Regions from separate parts of the Homo sapiens genome. Here region 1 is linked to region 2. The links are chromatin loops, found by intact Hi-C in ENCODE. Cell type or tissue: tibial artery. All regions are shown on one strand. Each heading gives the region's core, and the rest is flanking DNA. Links, peaks and the distances in the headings are about the cores only. Region 1 has its middle 9.9 kb from the start of NEDD9. Region 2 has its middle 120 kb from the start of NEDD9.

Region 1 (10,660 bases), core at 2,224-7,223, 110 kb before region 2:
GGTATCTTGTTCATCTGTGTCCCCTGTCCTGTTGTATACCTTAGAGGTGCATAAATGCTTGCAGCATCAATGAGTAAGAAGATAAATGTAACTTCAAAGAACGTATGTTTATCATGAGGTTCTGTTTGGTGCCCAGGAAGGGAACAGGGAAGACATATTCCCCCGTGTGTTTGAGTTTAGCAGTGAGTTTTCCATTTATTTAAAATGGTGTTAGGATGCACCTTTTCAGAACCAACTCAAGGCCTGTTGCTAGTTCTGCATCTATGAGCCAAGAATAGCTTTTACATTTTTAAGTGGTTGGGAAAAAAACCAAAGATGAGACATGAAAATGATGTGAAATTCAAATTTCGATGTCTATAAATAAAATTTTATTGGAACACAGCCATCCCTATTCATGTAGGGATGTCTTTTGAGCTGTAATGGCAGACTCTGAGCACATGCCACAGAGATGGCAAAGCCCCCAAAGCCGAAGAAGAAAAAGTATTATTTGGTTGTCTCTAGAAGTTTGCCGACCCACACTCTAGATTAGTGCAAGGTACATCTATGCCTGAGTTCAGAATAAAGTATAGATCTTTCCACATCTACAGGGGAACAATCTGGAAGCTGAGTGAGTGCTAGACCAGAGGAACAAGCCCAGTCCTAAAAAGGAACCATTCTAGGGCCATGTTTTATCATTTCTAGTTTGACATTAGTTTTTAAAAACAATCTACATATACCAAGCTTATTTCAAAAATAATTGGAGGCAGCAACTTTTCCAGTCTTTTACAAGTCTCCAGAAACCTCCTCAAAGACCAGCCATTGAGAGTTTTCTCCTTCAATACAACTGACTCTTGGTTCATTCAGCCTTCACCGAAACCCTCCGAGGTGCCAGGCCCTGTGCCAGATGTTTACAAGCAGGAGTCCATTTAATATTCATCTCACGTAACAGCCCTGTGAGGTAGCTTGTATTGTTCTTACTTTACACTTCACAAAACCAAGACTGGAGAAGTTCTACAGCATGCGCCAACTTACAGGGTGATGGCCCATTTTGTTTATGAACCCAGGCTTTCTGGTTTCTGAGTCTGTGTGGCCCTGACCATGGAGCTATATTGCTGCCATTCTCTTCATATGAATGAATGAATTAATGCACTTCGTTATCTGAGCACATGTTTGTCCGCTCAATAAGGTCGAGTCTCCACCCTCGTGGGACTAAGCTCAACTGAGAAACAGGTATTGTTCTTGAGTTGTGAGGAGGGCTGATGCAGCCGTGTAAATACAAATGCACACACCCCTTACTCACGTGCACGTTGGAGCCTGTGCGTATGTAGTTCTTCTTTCATCACTCTGCCCCACTTCGTGGCTCTGCTTACCTACATCCTATCGTGCCTCCCGCTTGTACCCCATCTTCTTTATAAAACCTTTCCTAGAAAAATCTCTCCATTGTTGCTCTCCTCCCTCCAATCTTCCTCTGTATCTCTGGACTCCCGTCACCTGTGGCCTAAGTCTATGCTTCCCAAATCCAATTTCCCTTAAGAAACAATTAGAAATGCTTAGGCCTCTCTCCTTTAAGTATGAGCCGCAGTAGGCTTAGTATGAGGCTATGGAATCTACCCGTTTAAAGTGATCTTCATGGCTGTGTGCGGTAGCTCACACTTGTAATCCTAGCACTTTGGTTGGCCAAGGCAGGAGGATTGCTTGAGCCCAGGAGTTTGAGACCAGCCTGGGCAATATAGCAAGACTCCAACTCTACAGAAATAAAAATTAAAAAAAATTAACCAGGTGTGGTGGTGCATGCCTATAGTCTCAGTTACTTAGGAGGCTGAGGGGGGAGGATCACTTGAGCCCAGGAGGTCAACGCTGCAGTGTGCCATGTTTGTGCCACTGCACTGCAGCCTGGGAGACAGAGTGAGACCCTGTCTCTAAAAAAATAAAAATAAAAAAAATCTGCATATGCTCTCTAGTCAGTTTTATGTATATAACACACCATTTAGTGCTTGGTATTCCCTTACATGGTTTCTTTTGTGAGAGTTTCTTTTCCGCAATGAGATTTTGAGCAATTTATAGAAGAGGGTTCTGTCTTTTCTTTTGTTGTAGCCCATTTTGCACTTATGTAGGTGACTGAACCCCATCTTTTGTCCTCTCAAAGCCTGTGTCTTGTCTGTGCACACTGCCTTCACTGAATTCAACAGGGGGACAAATAAGCCACTTCTCAGAAGGCAAGGGAATGAGCTCCTCTCACTTCAAGGCAATAAACCTCTTTTATCTGTTGAACTGGTCAAGCTCTTGGAATGAATGAAAGTCTATTATTAGAGAAAAGCCCAAAAGAGTTTTAATGCTTGATTCTTTATATACTGTGAAATAGGGCTTTCATTCACTTTCCCTCCACTAATATTTTGGCACAAGAGACCTCATGAAGGCTACCCGACCTTACCCCGAACTACCTCGTTAGCAACAGTGTCCTAGGAATACATTCTATTTTCTGAAAGACTTGTTAAGTTCGTATTAAAAAAAATAATAGGCCAGGCACGGTGGCTCACACCTGTAATCCCAGCACTTTGGGAGGCTGAGGCAGGTGGATCATGAGGTAAGGAGATTGAGACCATCCTGGCCAACATGGTGAAACCCCATCTCTACTAAAAATACAAAAATTAGCTGGGCATGGTGGTGCACACCTGTAGTCCTAGCTACTTGGGACGATGAGACAGGAGAATCGCTTGAACCCGGGAGGCGGAGATTTCAGTGAGCCAAGATCGAGCCACTGCACTCCAGCCTGGGGACAGAGCGAGACTTCATCTCAAAAAAAAAAAAAAAAAAAAAGAAATTTGTTTCTGCAGATGGAGGTGGAGGGTAGTGTCTTCTAAAAAAGCTCCTTGACTCGTGATCCCTGAATTTCTTCTCATTTGGTTCCCTCCTAACTCATTTCGCTCTCAAGGACAAGCTGCCTGGGGTGGGTGGGGCGCTAGGCAGCAGAGAATGGAAGCAGTTTCTCTAGATCTTCTAGGTTACAGCGACGCGGTGGGTCTCCACACTGTGAAGACTTGACGAGGACCTGGTGCCTCTTACCACTTAGCTGAGCTTGAGCAGGCTGTCACTGTACAGCCCCTTACAACCACCACTCCTACTGAGCCCTCTTCCTGCTTCCTTCCATCTCTTTGAGGTGGCTTTTAATTATCCCAAGGGTGAAGCGCTAAAATGGGATGTCTTAGGCCCCTCTTAGTTCTTGATAAACCATGAAATAGAACACGTAAAACCGTGTCACTACCGTGCTACTAAAAACCTAGCCAGACCACCTTAAGTGGAGTGACTATGGCTAATATCTTAACTTGATGTTTAAAAAACTGTGCGATTGTGAAGTTTTGATGTTTAGTGTTATTATAACTTTGGAATACTTAATTACTACCTTTTTTTCTTCAAAGAATTGAAAAACGTTGACAGATTAAATTAGGTGTTAAATAAATTCACTCGACTCTAGTGAAATGTGACAAGCAATTGTGACGCTCCATTTTAGCATTTTCTTTACATGAAAGACTTGGATGAATTAACTTAAAGGTGAAGTGATAAGAAAAATTAGAAATGCATAAAGATTTAGGCTTATCTCCATAATTGTGCAAGGTTCACATTTCTACTATTTATGTGTCCCCAGCTAGGTAAAGGCATAGAGTTCAGTGGAACAAAAGGAGTTTAATAGTAAAATTGTGCAGGCTGCCTGGCAAAGCCTCTCTCTCCTGTTTTCTCTAGCCGTGAGGTGTTCTGTTATTACATGCTTTAGTTTGTCCAAATAAACAACTTGTTATATGAAACTGTCATGGAAATCTTTTCTGCTGATAGAAACTTCACACTGTGGATTTTTACAAAGGTTGAAGTGATCTGCCAACATCAAATAAACAGGAATGGACTCTCATGGCTGAAATGAGAGTGGCCGTCTCCTCTTTCCGGAGGCACTGCCCAAACACAATCATCTTGGTGCATACTACCTATTAAATGAAGGGGAGCAAAGGCATCAGGTCTTCTTCTTGCTAACCTTTGTGCTTCCTCTATATGTTCTTACATTTGAAAAGTCTTCCTGACTTCTCTGGCATACACTTTCTATGTGATGTCATGTGGTATAAGACATGATCTTTCCTACTTGCCATGGCATGACATCATGTGATATGATGCGACTTTGTAGCCCTCTTCCCCTCTCCACGTCTTGCTATTGTCTAGTTGGACTAAGCAGAAAAGGCTTATGGATTGTGTGCCCTAGCTTCCTAGATGGGCTGGATTTTCTGTTTCCAATCTACTTCCGAGCTTTGCCATTCTCCAGCGCACACTGGCCTCCGGAAGCCATCTTCCACACCAGCCATCCAGCATAGCTCCGGGGGCGGAGGTAGGGACAGTACACAATGGGGGAGAAGGGAGTGTTTTAAACACCAAATGGCCACTAGTAATGCCCAGGGTACCTCATTTCTTCAGGGGTTGGAGATGCATTTTCTCCCCCTTGTGCCTTAAAAGAGCCCAGCTGACCCAGCCCTCCAAGAAGGCCTCCCTCCCGTGCCCCGCTGCCCTCATCAGCTGAGGCCGGCCAATGTCCAGCAGGCCCCGGGCCCAGAGCCTCTGGCCTGTCCGGCCAGCCCAAGCAGCCGCCAGCTGGCGCTCGTGAGCGCATGAAAGGAATCCGGATAATACAAGGCCTGGTGGAGAGGCGGGTGAGAGGAATGTGGCGGGAACACAGCACACCCTGCACGGTTCAAGCCAAGCTTTTGAAGAGTTTGACTCGTTTTAGAAAGCAAACAAAGTGCTCCAGCTATCAGCAATCTTTTATTTTGTCTGCTAGAGGAATGCCTTGCCAGTGTGGGCCGAGGACTGGGTGGTGATAAAGACACCAGTGTCCACCCTTGACTTGCCGAACGGAGTATGGACGGAGCATTCCTTTCTGCCCACTGAGCCCGGAAATAAAGAGCAGCTCTCTTCTTTATACAAAAAGCCAAAGGGGGTCTGGCAATGAGCATGCACAAGACTTGAAGTCTCGCTCACTGGTACCCCTGAGCTTTACAGGCACTAAGTATAAGTTCTCTTAACTTGCTGAAGGCCTGGCACCCTGTGATTTCAGACTTGACGATGTAGACAAGGGAGTGTTGCAAGGGTGTTCTTGAACCCAGGGCATGCAGTTCTCCTGATTCATGCTCTAACCTGCTTTTGGAGCTTCTGGTCTTAGGAGGGGTGGAGAGTAGTGACAAGAAGAAAGGCTGTGCCCTCCTGGCCCTAGCTGATAGAGGCCATGTCTTCCCCCAGTTTTCATTTTGCCATCTTAAAATCACTCTACATTTTCAAAAGTCATCACCTGTGCAGTTCTGGTCACCAGGCAAAAAAAAAAAACTGTCTTTCCTTTTTATCCAGACAGCTCTGTGCATTTTTTTTCTCTCCTCTCAAGCCCACTCTGGGACTCAGCTCCCTAACCATCCCCTCTCTGATGTGCCCCCTAATCTTTCCCACCCTGCTCTCTGCAAGTAAGTTCTGGCCTTCCTCACCCTAAAAACAGATTCACAGTTCCTTGTTCAAAAACCTGGAGGCCAGATGAGCTTGTGGAATTCAGAATATTTCAGATTTTAGAAAGAGATTTAGAGCATATACCACATATTACAAGACACTCCCAGTGAAATCCATGGCTGTGTCCCATGAGCAAAGGCATGCATGTTTCAGCAATTGAATCTACAAAGAGTCATGCCAAGTGGGTAAAAGAATACATATCACTCAGGCCAACTCCAATCAGGCTGTGCTGCTGAGTGAGCTATCAAAATACTCCAGATTTTTACATTTTGTTACTGTGGATGAGCAAATATGAGCCACAAACAACATTCTCTGGGTCTTCAGGATCTTCCCTTTGCCACCTCTCCTTCCCCAACACTGACCAAGTGCCCTCTATCTTTCACTTGCCATGACCAGAGAGTGGGTGGTCCAGCATCCTGGCCTCCTGCTCAGTCCTCCAGGCATCTGCTTCTGACCCCTGTTCCATCAATAACCATCAAAGCCATTGATGCATAGAATAGGAGTAGTGTTGAAATTACTAGAAAAAAGAAATGAAAAAGACTGGCAAAATACAAGCCTTGATGATGATGATGATGATCATGATGATAATTGAATTCAGCTGATAAAAAATCACTCTTGTCTAATGGCTGTCAGAGCTTCTAAGCACTAGCTCTCAATTTCTGCACCTACCTGTTGGTGGGCCTGTCCAGTGTGTGGCCTGGTGCAGGTCTGCAGAACACATTTTGAGGAGTCCTGCTCCAGGGGAACCCCCAGCCTCCATTGTCCAAGCCGGGGACTCTTCTCTGCCTGCCAACTCTATGATCTCCCCTCAACTCCTGAAACTCCTTGTTATTTCCCCTGTTATGAAATCAACTCCTTCGGTTTCCAAAGCAGTGGGCTCTTCTGGTTCTTCTACTTCTCTTGCCAATGTGTTTCAGTCTTCTTTTCAGGAGCCTTTCTTCAAGGTTCCATTCTCAGCTCCTTTTCCTTGTGTATTTTCTCCCTTATCTATCTCATGCTCTCCAATGACGTCTACTCTGATGACAATCACATCTCCCAACCTGTGTTCTGAGTTCCAAGCCCTCATTTTCTACTGCACCTAAATATTCCAGAGGCATGTCATAAGCTCCTTATAGTCAAATATTGGGATGATTAATTTTATGTGTCAACCTGGATAGGCCATGCATGCTACCCAGATATTTGATCAAACACTAGTCTAGACGTTGCTGTGAAGGTGTTTTAAAGAGGAGATAACATTTAAATCAGTAGACTTTGAGTAAAGTAGATACCCTCCACCATGTGGGTGGGCCTCATCTAATCAGATGAAGGCCTTCAGGGAAAAGAGACTGAGGTTCCCTGAAGAAGAGGGAATTCTGTTCCACCAGCCTTCAGACTCAAGCTGCAACATCAGCTCTTCCCAGGGTCCACATGCTGTGGGTCTACCCTGCAGATTTTGGACTTGGAGACAACTCCTTGAAAACAAACCAATCTTTTACTCTCTTTCTCTTTACACACACACACACACGTGTGTGCACGCACACACACACATAGATACACACATGTCCTGGAGAACCCTGATTAATACACCTATGAATGATAAATTCCCTTTAAAACAGTGTCTGTTTTAAACCATTCTCTTTCTATTTATGTCCCTACCAGTCACCTAGAATCAAAACCTCAGACTGATCTTTTATTTCTTTCTCCCACCTACTTCCCACATCCAATCAGCTGCCAAGGCACATCAATATTTAAATATCAATATTTAAGACATAAATCGCCTCCTTTTCATTCATCCACAAAGGGAGAGTCCCAACCACCACTCAGGCCTGATTGGTCATAGAATACATCCTCTTTTCTACAGTAATTAATCTGAGAACTTGACATGTAACTCAGAGTCAATCCAAGATCTTTTTGAGATTTGTATATGAAGCCTGGGAGAGAGACAACTTCTCTGTCTTTGGATCATAGACTGTAAATGTTTGCTCGGTGGTGAATATGTTTTTCTCCTTGTAGAGAGAGTCAATAGCAAGAGAGAATGAGTCCATGTGCAAAAAGAAGCAAAGGCATTTAGAGTGGAGAGATGGAGAGAACCCTAATCCTGTTGTCTGTGCCTCTGGATCTAGCCATGCCTGAAGTCTACTCTTAGACAACTCAGTTCAGAAGGCCATAAATACACCTTCCTGACTAACCTAGTATAAGTTAGATTTCTTTTACATGCAATGACAGTGTGCTGACTAACCCTCTACTGGAAAGTATTTTCCTAGAAGGCAAAGACTATACCTTATTCCTTTGCACCCCCTGTGGCAGCACATACAGGGTCTTGGAGATTATAGGCACTCAGTCAATATGCTGTGTTGAACTCCCAGCTTATCTTTAAGGTATTAGCTACATTGTGAACTTGTGTGTGGGAGGAGAGGGAGACATGACCAAAAGGAGCATTTTCTGTGGCTGCTATGATGGCAGAAATAGAAATGAGACTTATGTATTAGGAACATTCCAGGGTGATGGTGGTTTGAAGCATGGTGACCCAAAGGCGAAGCAGATCCACCCTTTTATTTCAGGTTCATTGATTTTAATCCACAGCTTTAACAATGAAAGGAAAAGCAACCCATATTTTCACTATTATGTGTGTGATAGCGGCAGTGTTTTGTCTACCTGTAGATCTGTATAAATATTTATATTACATTTCCTTGCCAGTTAACTAGTACTTGTTAATCCCTGCTGAGATTTCATTCACCCATCCACCAATACTTACTAATTGCCCAATATAATGCTAGGCACCTTGGGAGCTACAAAGATGAATAATACCTAGAGGCTGCCCTACTTCTTAAATACCTATTACAGTAGCAGCCAACGCGGCTGCAGGAAGATAAACTTGCGTTGGGGGAAAAAAATCACACCGTAAAGTTATGTAAGTTTCTATTTTAAAATCATCTGGTTCTAATTTACTAAATTTAATGCTTTAGAGCCAATGCCAAAGTGCTACATTTGATTTGTGGAAATACTTTAGCACATTTTTCCATCGTGCTCTTGTACAATATATTTACCACCCTTTTGTTATGGTTAGAAAGATTATGGACCTTAAAAAAAGCCCTCTTTATGAGCTTGCTGATATTTTGTCATAAAATGCCATAAGATGGAATAAGTCTAGTAAACAATAATATTCACTTAGGAGCATTCCACATGGTTTAGTTTTTTTTTTTCTTTTTAAATTTAACAAGGATATCCATCTGGAAAATGGATGTTTAAAAACTTTCACTATGCCAAACCACTTCTTTTCAGTGCAGACAGTATTTTTTTCGGGTGGGGGAGCGGGCAGGGATGGGGATGGATGTTTAAATAGCAGTCATACTGAGCTATACTGCTAACACAATGATAATGTTAATAGCAAAGGATAAAAGAATGTCATGGACCCAGAATTCCAAGAGGGAGCTTACAGAACATTCCAGCAAAATGGACTGAATGTAAGATATCAACCTAAGTGCCATTTCTGTACTGGCTCGGGGCCTGGCACAGGGCAGCCGGGAAGAGGCACAACTTGCCTCAGGTTGAGAGAGTTCCTGGGCTGCTTCCATCTCTCTCATCCTCCCTGACAGGCTCAGTCCACTGCTGTCATGGGTTCCAGTGACAGGCAAAGGCAGATGGATCCCAGGGCCCAGGAATGAACCATCACGACGTGGTCCCCCAGGCCCCGGGCCCCACCAGTTACCTGGCAGGGCAGTACGGCCACTGTCCTGTGGCCTATCATAGAAGAATCAAGATCTCATGCCAGCATTTTTGCTGAAGCCTCCCTGACAGGCTGCGGTTTAACCAATGAAGCCTGCCTCGAATTTTCACAGTGGCATTTGAAGCTCGAGTGTGGACTGATTTTGCTCCTGCTTTTGGGCTTTGCTCAGCTTACCAAAAATGAGAGGTTTTTCACTTCCCACCCACAGAAAACAAGATGGCAGCCCGGGAAACTCTCCCTCTCCCTTGCAGTATTCTATTTCTTTAAAACAAAGAAACCTCATTTCTTTCAAACAGAGCTTAGACATCTCTTACAAAGGAAAGGCTGCAAAGGCTGGGCCAGTCGACATGTTTCCTATCCAACAGGCTCTCGTTGCCTCCAGTTACGTGACTTAGGATGCAGGAGTTCAGACGCATCAGAATGAACGACATGTGACTGTTCATGGCTCCAGGGCTTCAGACGACTGCCCTGCAACCTCCCACATCAAGATAAAGGCTGCTTGTGAAGGGACACTCTAATGTGGCTCTTCCCTGCCCAGCCAAACAAGATTTGTGCTCCCAACTCCCTTGCCTAGAAGTCCAATCTTCCCATCTCCCCTTGAAAACACTGCCACATGAAATGAAAGTTTAAAACAGTAACCAAGTAAAGAGAGCATCATGATCTCTCCCTCCTTCTGAATTCCTCTTTGGAATGTCTTTTACTTTGCTCTTCCAGTCCATTCTTTCCTCCCTGCATACTCAGCTCAAGTCTGTCCTCCTAAAATTGACGCCAGCCTCTCTAGATGAGTCCTTTTTCCTGAATTTGTACTATGCTCAAAGTCAGTTCTGCTAGTTCAACACGGAGTCCTGGTGCCATTGTCTGCCATGTATGAATCCCTAATGCTGCCCCGCCTTTCATAACACTTGACCTTAGAAGTAGGCGATCCACTATTTGACCCAAGCGATAGAAATTTGTTTTTATTGGGACATAATTCACCTACATAAAATTCACAATTTTAAAGTGTACTCTTCGGTGTTTTATAGGATAGTCACAGAGCTATAGCAACATCATCACTATCTAATTCCAGAACTTTTTCATCACTCCAGAAAGAAACACCATGCCCATCAGCCATCACTCCCCATTTCCCCCCAGGCCCCAGACCTCTGGCAAATACTCATCTCATTTCTGTTTGGCAATAGCAATTTATAACTGACTTCATGCATTTTTATTTTCAGCCTGATTTCAAAGGCTAACACAAACACGAGATTGGCTATTTACATTTTTGTATGTATTTCAAAAGATGACTTCAGTCGCATGAACACATGTATACATTTAACACATGCAAGGGAACATGGAGTGATAACAGCCAAAAAATGGTAATAAAATAGAAAAGAAAAGCAAAATTTGGGGTGTGTTGGTGATGCTTTAGAAGGCTTTTAGAAAGAAAGGAGAAAGAAGGTCCCATGAAGA
Region 2 (10,660 bases), core at 3,850-8,849:
TACCAAAACCTGGCAGAGACACAACAAGAAAAACAAAACAAAACAAACAAACAAAAATAACCACTTCAGGCCAATATCCTTGATGAACATTGATGCATAAGCCCTCAGCAAAATACTAGCAAACCTTTCCAGCAGCCATCAAAAAGCTAATCAACCACAATCAAGTAGGCTTTATCCCTGGGACTCAAGGCTTGTTCAACATGTGCAAATCAATAAATGTGATGGGTCAAATAGAACTAAAGACAAGACCCACGTGATCATCTCAATAGATGAAGAAAAAGCTTTCAATAAAATTCAACATCCCTTCATGTTAAAAACTCTCAACAAACTAGGTACTGAAGAAACATACCTCAAAATAATAAGAGCCATCTGTGACAAACTCACAGCCAGCACATCACTGAATGGGCAAAAGCTGGAAGCATTCCCCTTGAAAACTGGAGCAAGACAAGGATGCCCTCTCTCACCACTCCTATGCAACATAGTATTGGAAGCTCTGGCCAGGGCAATCAGGCAAGAGAAGAAATAAAGGGCATCCAAATAGGAAGAGAGGAAGTCTATCTCTGTTTGCAGATGACATGATCCTATAGCTAGAAAACCCCATAGTCTCTGCCCAAACACTCCTTGAGCTGATAAGCAACTTCATCAAAGTTTCAGGATACAAAATTGATGTACAAAAATTACGAGCATTCCTATACACCAACAACAGTCAAGCTGAGAGCAGAACACAATCCCATTAACAACTGCTACAAAGAGAATAAAATACCTAGGAAACAGCTAACCACGGAGGTGAAAGATCTCTGCAATGAGAACTACAAAACACTGCTCAAAGAAATCAGAGATGACACAAACAAATAGAAAAATATTCCATACTCATAGATAGAAAGAATCAACATCATTAAAATGGACATACTGCCCAAAGCAATTTACAGATTCAATGCTATTCCTATCAAACTACCAATGACATTCTTCACAGAATTAGAAAAAACTATTTAAAAATTAGTATGGAACCAAAAAAAGAGTCTGAATTGCCAAAGCAATCCTAAGTTAAAAGAACAAAGCGGGAGGTAACACACTACCCAACTTCAAACTATACTACAGGGCTACAGTAACCAAAACAGCATGGTACAAAAACAGACACGCAGGCCAATGGAACAGAATAGAGAGCTCAGAAATAAAGCTGTGCACCTACAATCATCTGATCTTTGATAAAGTTGACAAAAACAAGCAACAGGGAAAGGAGTCCTGTTCAATAATGGTGCTGGAATAACTGGCTAGGCATTTACAGAAGATTGAAACTGGATCCCTTCCTTATACTATATACAAAAATCAACTCAAGATGGACTGAAGAGTTAAATGTAAAACCCAAAACTATAAAAACCCTGAAAGACAACCTAGGCAATACCATTCTGGGCTTAGGAACTGGCAAAGATTTCATGACAAAGATGCCAAAAGCAATCTCAACAAAAGCAAAAATTGACAAATGGGATCTAATTAAACTAATGAGCTTCTGCACAGCAAAAGAAACTATCACCATAGGGAACAGACGACCTACAGAATGGGAGAAAATATTTGCAAACTATGCATCTTACATCTGTCTAATATCCAGAACCCATAAGAAACTTTAACAAATTTACAAGAAAAAACAACGCCATTAAAAATTTGGCAAAGGACATAAAAAGACACTTTTCAAAAGAAGACATACATGTGACCAACAAGCATATGAAAAAAGCTTAATGCCACTAATCATTAGAGAAAGGCACATCAAAACTACAATGAGATACTATCTCACACCAGTCAGAATGGCTATTAACAAAAAATAAAAAAATAACAGATGCTTGCAAGATTGTGGAGAAAAGGGAATGCTTATATACCATTGGTGGGAGTGTAAATTAGTTCAACCATTGTGGAAAGCAGCGTGGTGATTTCTCAAAGGCCTAAAGACAGACATACCCTTTGACCCAGCAATTCCATTACTGGGTATATACCCAAAGAAATAGAAATCATTCCATCATAAAGACACATGCACATGTTATGTTTATTGTAGCACTATTCACAATAGCCAAGACATGGAATCAACCACAATGGCCATCAATGATAGACTGGATAAAGAAAATGTGGTACATACACACCATGGAACGCTATGCAGCCATATTAAAGAATGAGAGCATGTTCTTTGCAGAAACATGGATGGAATTGGAAGCCATTATCCTCAGCATACTAATCGGGAACAGAAAACCAAACACTGCATGTTCTTACTTATAAGTGGGAGCTAAATAATAAGAACACATGGATAGATGTGGGGAAACAACACACACTGGGAACTAACTGAGGGTGGAGGGTGAGAGGAGGGAGAGGAGCAGAAAAAACAACTAATGGGTACTAGGTTTAGTACCTGGGTCACCAAATAATCTATACAAAATCCCTCATGACATGAGGTTACCTATGTAACAAACCTGTATATGTACCCCTGAACCTAAAATAAAAGTTAAAAAAATAATCCTTGGCCTATCTAGCTTAGAGAGGCTCTTAGTTTGAAAGAGACAATGGATGGTGTGCAAATTGAAGGTCACATTATCCTTCTAGGCTGAGATGTTCATAGTTCACAGTTCTTCAGGAGCTGGCCTGGGCAATACAGTTTGATCTAATACACAATAAACTAATTGACAATTGGCTGTTAATGGCCAAAGAGTGCAAGGGTTATACCATTTACATGGCATATAAAAAAGGTACATATATATCTCCAATCTTTTCATGTACATCCAGTCCTAAGGAGGAAATTATTACAGGTACAGGATTTCAGTCTGACCTCAAGAGGCAACATCTTATGGGAAAAGAGGCTTTTGAACACTTAAGCCGTGGTTTTGACAATTGTCCTTTTGGCCATGCTCAAGGGTATACATACAAAGTCTTGTATCATCTGGGCAGGGCCAAAGATGCTACCACAGGCCACCATCACCATTACATAACTCATTATTTTGCAACTCTTGCCTCATCCAAACTGTGTTTTTCTCTCAGTTCAGTTTCTCTTTCAAAGGACCTGATTACAAATTGCAAAGGCCAGGCAGACCTGGGCAACCCCAAACAGAAGTCTCATCATCTGCTTTGGCAACTTCCTCCGTGACTAACTGTGGGAGCAGAAATACAGACTCACAGACTCTCAGAGTGGACAGGATCTTAGAGGTCGGCGAGCTTGGTCTTCCCTCAATGTCACTGGTACATCAACACAATGATTGGCTTATTGAGCCCCTACTTAGTGCCAGAGGTCATGGTGGGTGCTGGAGGGGATATGACTAAGACACTGAACAAGGCCCTGCCGCTGACCTCACAGTGGGGAGACAGGTGAGTGAGCAAGTGGTCGGGATGCCCTGATACACATAGCGTAGGTAAACACTCGGGGGCTCATGTCAGGGAGTGTCAACCAGGGTCGGGGGGTGGTCAGAAAGGCGTCTTGACAGAGGTGCAGTCTTTCCACACCTCCTTGTCTTTCTTGACATATAATCGACAAACACAAATTTATACATGGTAATGTGTACAACTTGTTTTATATATACATTGTGGACGCCACAATGATCAAGCGAATCAGCATTTCTATCACCTCACAGAGTTGCCATTTTCTTTTGAGAAGTGGATTCTTAAAGGGAGAAAAGAAGTGAGCTGGCAAGAGATTCACAGGTGGAAGGGAGATGTTCCAGGAAGAGTTTACAGCATGTGCGAGGGACATGAGCCAGAAAGGAAGAGAGATGGGAAGAAGGAAGGGAGAGACAGAGAGGGCCAAGTGACCAGGACCAGGACCAGGAAAGAAAGCTGAGCTCTTTGCATATTTAGGGAACTGCCAGGAGTCCCCAGGCTGGAATGTGAAGTTCAAGGCCTGGAGCAGAGGGAGCTGAGACTGGAACAGTAGGATGGACCAGTTCAAGAGGGGCTTCATGGAGCTGGGGCTTCATCCTGATGGGGTTCAGGACATATTGCCCCTGAAAATAGAAAATTGGCATTTGAGAAAACAGCAAAAGCAGAAAGGCCACTCTCACCTTCCCTTGTTCTACCCTTCTCTCTGAGGCCGGTCATCAGTCCCAGGAAGGATTTCCTGACTTTCCCCTGAAGTAGGACATTGGACCCTGGTGTGAGTGATGCCCGCATACTCAGAGGAAAGGAACATCCTTTTTCTGAAGACACAAGGACACAGAGGAGAATCTGAGCCAACAGATGTGGTGACATTCCCTCCAGGTTATCACCCGCTTTGCTCGGTCATGCCTCTCCATGACTGTCCACTCTTCATCCAATCGAGCATAGCAAATACACAGGTTTCCCTGTTTCTCTGGTTCTTCATTTCCCCTCAAAGGCTTCTGTGTCATGTAAAACTTATATTCTATGCGTTTGTATGTTCTTCTCTTGTTCATCTGTCCTTCATTATAGGGGCCTCAGCCATGAATCTAGCAGTGGGTGAAGACATCTTGCCAGCCCTACAATTCCAAAAGCAACAAAGGACTCTTGAGGGTTGTGAGCAACACAGTCATTGGGGAACACCAGATGGCTACTGAGGTTTCTCCAGTGGTCCACAGGTGCCAGCTTCTTTCACTGTAAGGTGGGTCAAGTGGTTCACCCGTGTGTGTTCAAGTGGGGCCCAGAGCTGCCTCCACAGGCAGGGTCCCTTTCCAGTCTCCCTGCTCTTTCATGGGCCACGTTCCCAACCTCTGAAGACTTTCTGAGCCTACCCTACCCCAAGTTTCCTTTTCTTCAGGGTTAACATGTCTAATCCCTTCTCCATTTCTCTAGAAAAGTGAGTTGTCTACACCACAGGCATTCCTTCAGCCTCTGGGTGTAGATGGAGCATACAGATCTTGTCCTCATGGGCAGTGTAGATGTTTACAGACACTGAGCCCACTTGATCTGCTGTTTCATGATCCAACTCAGACATTTGCTCTTTGGTTAACTCATTCACCCACAGCCGCTCGGTGGCCGGCCTTTTTCTCTTCTGTTTTGCCCATTCCCCTGAGAACATACACTTTTTATATTGCTTTGGTTAAGCCTCAAGCATAATCATTTGGTTTCTTTATACAGCTTCTTTCTCTGAAGCTAGGACTACCCTAGTTTAGATACCCTAATGTCCACCAGCAACATGGCATCATGGTAAGGAATGGTCCTGCCAGTCAGAAAGACCAGAGTTTAAATTTTGGCTGAATTATGTAATACTTGTGTGACTTCAGGCAAGTGATTGAAACTCTTTGAGCTTCTGTTTCTTCATCTCTATAAGGCCATCAATATCTAGCTTTGTGAGCTGTGAAGATCTCAGTTAATACAGGTAACATCCTTGGTGTATAGTAGCACAAGAGATCCAATGCCTATTAAAAACAGAAGTGACAGCGGTAATAGCAATCATGATCTCGCTTTTCTACTTATAATCTGGGTCTCATTATTTAATCAGAGCCTCAGTTTCTCCATGTATTAAAAAAGAATAATAGCAACTCTTTGGCAGAGTTATTTGAGGATTCAATGGGATAAAAGCACATGTGGCACACAGTAGGCTCTTCAAGCACAAATGTGTCCTTGGCTTTTGCCCTCCAGTGGATTCTCCTGCCCTCTTGAGCGATCACCTTTGCTGCTAGGCTTTCGCCTCCATCTCCAGATGTTCCTGTCGGGGTCCCAGGCTCTTTCTGGGTGAACATCCTCTGAGAACATCAGGATCCCCTTTTTGGTTGACCAAGATCAAAGAGTTATTTTTCTGTCCCTGTTTTTCTCTTTCCTGGCTGCTAGGGGTTGAATTGTGTCTTCCTTCCCCATGAAAGGGTATGTGGGAGTCCTATCTCCTTGCACCTGCGAATGTGACTTTATTTGGAAATAAGATCTTTGCAGATTTCATCAAGTTAAGATGAGGTCATGAAGGTGAGCCCTGATACAATATGACTGCTGTTTTTGTAAAAGGGGAAGAGAACTCTGTGTGAAAGAGACGCAGAGGGAGAAGGCGGCCCTGTGAAGATGGAGGCACAGGTGTGAGAGATGCTGCCACAAGCCCAGGAATGCCCGGGGCTGCTGGAAGCTGAAAGAGGCAAGGAAGGATCCTCCCCTTGAAGGTTCAGAAAGAGCGTGGCCCTGCCAGCACCTTGATTTCAGACTGCTGGCCTCCAGAACTGTAAGAAAATCTATTTCTGTCATCTGAAGCCACCCAGTTTATGGTACTTTGTAACAGCAGCTCTGGGAAGCTGACACAGTGGCCCCACTACTAGTTAGAGTCCATAGGACTGGAAGTTCTATTAGTTTGTAAAATAAACATTCCTAAAGCCCACCTTTAACGTGGAAAACCTGGTGACTCAAATTAGAGATGTATTACATGATTATATAGAAATTGAAATAGATTGGATGGAATAGGGGCAGGTGATTAAGAAGAAAAGAAAATTGCCTAAAAAGGCCCAAGCCACCACCTTGCTCATGGATAAGAGAAAACAACTTGTAAAAGTTGAAAGGGACTCAAATGAATGTCAGGGCAGGAAGAGTGATGGGGGCCATAATTCAACGGTCTTGGGGGAGCTGGCATTTTCATGCTGATTAATCTAAGATTTCGGCTTGAACAAGGGATAAGGTTTACAGACTAAAAATTAGCCACAAGGTATAACTTTACCTCTGGCTTAACAGAAGACTGAAAGAATAAAGCAAGCAGCTGTGTCAGAACTTGCCAGGCAATGTGAAATACTGTGGTTTGAACAAAGCTGAGTTGGGCTGAGAATGAATTACAGGAAGAAAGGCAGGAAGAAAAAGAAAGAGCTCTGGGGCTATTTATTCTTTGTGTACAGGACGCATTGAAGAAAGTACTGAGTCCCACGTCACCAACCCAGCTGGAAAACGTGGGGGCAACCAAAGCACAGAGAACATGAGTCACCAGCTCCTCACTCTCAGGAGCTCCATATTTGGGAGCCCAGCAAAGGGCTTATCATTTTTCGGATGGAGTCCCATGGGTTCTGGGGCTGCTGCTAGCTTCAGCTAAATGTGGTGCGTGTCTTCAAAATTAGAACTGACAATGGTGACCTTGGAGTCTTGCAACCTAGTGTTTCAGGGGAAAATAGTACCTAGATCTCAGCAGAGTGGGGATAGAGGAAGACATGGAGCTGCATGCTGTTGCCCGTGCATCAGCCAATCAGTTGGTCAGCCCTCTTGAACTGTTTAAGACTACCATGGACATTTGCTGTTTTCACCTACCCAGCATCTGTTCCTCCTCTGCTTCTAGGAACCATCTTTTGACTTTCTTTTGGGAGACTTGCATTTCTCTCTTCTTAGACCCTGGTGCCAGGGGTGGGTGCATGGCCACAGTCTGGACAATCAGAGTATTCCATTGTCCTGGGGGCTGCAACTGGTTTAGGGAAGGGTCATAGCACAAGTCAGCCCAAACAGAGTTCATCCTAGGGACTTTTACAAAAGCTACTGGGGACAAGATGCCGTCAGCTGGGTTGCTGGGAGGATGCGGGTGTGTGGAGCTGCATGTGACCATCTTGCTATGGGTTCAAAGAGGGACCATGTCCTGATGAGGTGGAGCCCCTGTATCCACTTGTGCCTGAAGCTCTTTTCTGCTACCCAAGCTGACATACTCCATCCTTTTGTTTTCTTTTACTGGCAAGCTAAAGAGTTCTGACTAATACACAGATCTCAGTAGGGCACAGTAGGTGCCATAGCAAACATCACACAAATATATGGAAGCCAAAGAGAAAATGCATATGGTATGGTGGGTCTGAAGTCAGATAGAGGAGACATGGACACAGGAATAGTCCAGAGTATTTTAGAATACTTACAAGTATTTCAAAACACATAAAATAAGGGTATTACTCCCTTAAATCCTTCTGGAATGAGGGAATAAAAACAAATATGGTTTTTAAAAGGAAACCATAGTAATTTAGTAAGAACTTCTCAAGGGGCTAGAAAAATTTAAAAAAAAATTAAAAACCAATAGTAATTTGAATTCTTCTTGCAGTAATATGGTATAATAGCAACAACAACAACAATAATAAATCAGCCAAAACGCAAGAACTGTGGGTGTCGTGAAGTCTCCGACCTAGGGTGACGAATTCATCCTGGTTGGTCTGGGACTGTCCCTGTTTTAAAACTGAACGCTCTAATTTCTGGGATGCCTTTAGTCTTGGGCAGACCTGAATGGTCAGTCACATGTTTTCAGGTCATTTTACTTTTCTGAGCCTTGGTTTCTTCATCAATGAATGGGGCGTATGTGGCAGGAGGAGGAGGTGGTGATAGAAACATCCATGCTTTTCAAACCATATTTTTGAGAGCTTTAGGTTTTTTTTTTTAATTATTTTTTTGAGACAGAGTCTCGCTCTGTCGCCCAGGCTGGAGGGCAGTGGCGCGATCTCCGCTCACTGCAAGCTCCGCCTCCTGTGTTCACACCATTCTCCTGCCTCAGCCTCCCCAGTAGCTGGGACTACAGGCACCCGCCACCACGCCCGGCTAATTTTTTGTATTTTTTAGTAGAGACGGGGTTTCACCGTGTTAGCCAGGATGGTCTCGATCTCCTGACCTCGTGATCTGCCCACCTTGGCCTCCCAAAGTCCTGGGATTGCAGGCGTGAGCCACCATGCCCGGCCGAGAGCTCTAGATTTTTACTAAGAGCTGCAACAGCCACTGCAGAAAGGAAAGTATGAAGCAACCTCCACTCCATTTCTGCTGCAGTTGGAGTTTCTCTTGTATGTGTTTCAATTGAGATCTGCCTAACATTTGTTAGGGGAGTGGGGAAACCTGCTCTCCGAGGGACCACCCTCTAGAATTCCATGATTTTTTCTCTTTGTTATGGGGCAAATGGCTCTTATAGACCACTGGTTCCCACACCTGACGGATCCTAAGAGTCACCTGGGAAGTCTTAAAACTAAATACTGCCTGCCACACCTGGATATTTCTACTCCGTTGGAATTGGGTGGAGCCAGGGATCTGTATTTTTACAAAATCTTTGCAGGTGACATACATATAAATTATTCACAAATGTCGGTATGCTAACTATCATTAATAATATATTACTTTCCACACATCTCGCAAATGGCCAGGACACATCATTGTTTGAGACACCATGTTCCCATACATCTTAAATTTTCCGTGCATCAGGAAAGCTTGTTAAAACACAGATGGCTGGGCACCACCCCCAGGGTTTCTGTTTCAGTAAGGCTGGGCGGGGCTGGAATTTGCATTCCTAAGATACTCCCAGGTGGGCATCTGCCACCTTCAGTAGCATCATTTTAGACCACAGGCTCACTTGAGTGTCTTGACTGGTCTCTTTAATCGTTGGCATCATCATAACCCACCCCCCCCACCCTTTCCCCTCCCCCTGGTATAGCACTCAGTAAATTATTGATGAATAAATGTGTGGATAAATGTTTTATGGCCTGAATGACGTGACCTTTCAACCATCTTTCTAAAGAATATTGTGAATTACACCCCTTCGCATGTAAGAAAAGTTTCTGCTGGTATCTAAGGAATATTGTCTCATGGGACCTCAGCTGAGGACATGGGTGGGGCAACAGGATTTCCTGCTCTCAGCTTTAGAGACTGTGCTGAATACAATGAGGTGACTGAGGCCTTCTGTTCCGGAGCCTCTAGCCAAGCCCACTGGGGTCTCGTTGAGCCACCATTTTTTGGAGCTCCATTTTGCTTCGTTTTTCACTTTTGAAGGCCGGCAGATTTCCTTTTCACCCACCAATTCCTTCCAGGCTTTCTTTAGCATGTTGTCATATTTAAGTCTTTAAATTGATTTGCTGGGACATTACACAAGCGTCTTCTGGCTGCTCTAACCCTTTACTCCTGTGGATAAACTTGTCATTATCCCTCTGGAAGCCCCAAATGACCACTCCAACCCCTGCGCAGGCCCTGATCACACCCGCATCCTTTGGCTTGTTTTTCTTCTCCGTTGGTGCTGCCACAGCGGCAGGCAGCTTGGCACTGTCTTTCCACACATCTTCCGTAGTCTGAGAAATGTTTCTTGGACTACAGAGACCTATTCATGGCCACAACCCAGATCTCAAGGCTAGGCACACCCCAAATAAAGTTAGAAAGGAAGAGAAAGCCACTGACCATTATTAACCTCTAAATAGGGAGCGCCCAGTCCAAGTTCTGCAGGAACATTCAGAGGGTGTTTAACTGGCTTTGCAACTTTTATGTAACTACTTGGAATCAGAAACAACACCCAGAAAATAAATACAAATAATAAAGTAACTTTTAAAAAAGATTCACTCTCTTTTCAGGCGCTTGCTTCGGTGCTGATCATGCAGACCTCGATTAATTAGTATTCAGTCCCAATGACCCTAAGAAAACAAGATGTGTGCACAAACAGGCAGGAAGCAGTCCTTGGAAAGAGAGTTTGGTTCTGACCAGAACCTATACTTATGGAGAAGTAATCTTTTCTACGTCAGTTCTACAAGATCGGCCTAGCTGAATGGCAGTGAGTCTGCGGTGATGAGTGAAAGCAGCCTTCCCTGCCTTTCTTCCACCCAGGCAGTCCCTGTGGGTCCCGCCTCCAGAGGCAGCCATTCAACTAAAGAAGCTATGGGGCCGCATGGTGGCTCACGCCTGTAATCTCAGCACTTTGGGAGGCCAAGGCGGGCGGATCACGAGGTCAGGAGATCGAGATCATCCTGGCCAACATGGTGAAACCCCGTCTCTACTAAAATACAAAAAATTA

Evidence for each region. Peaks named below come from ENCODE experiments on the same cell type or tissue, not always from the same donor. Only the 100,000 strongest peaks of a DNase experiment are listed, where the experiment ranks them.
Region 1: a loop joins it to region 2, with 4 times the contacts of the local background. A loop is called at or near these places in 34 of 110 quality-filtered maps.

The regions. Positions count from the first base shown.
Region 1 is chr6:11,237,268-11,247,927 of GRCh38, forward strand. It overlaps a transcript of NEDD9 not described here. Among named protein-coding and RNA genes, the nearest start is that of NEDD9, 9.9 kb to the left of the region's middle. In tibial artery, for the core only: a CTCF peak has its summit at 4,618; a DNase peak (open chromatin) is centred at 4,629; H3K27ac peaks cover 1,700 bases.
Region 2 is chr6:11,347,442-11,358,101 of GRCh38, forward strand. It overlaps a transcript of NEDD9 not described here. Among named protein-coding and RNA genes, the nearest start is that of NEDD9, 120 kb to the left of the region's middle. In tibial artery, for the core only: no CTCF peak of the experiment used is centred there; a DNase peak (open chromatin) is centred at 6,840; H3K27ac peaks cover 2,926 bases.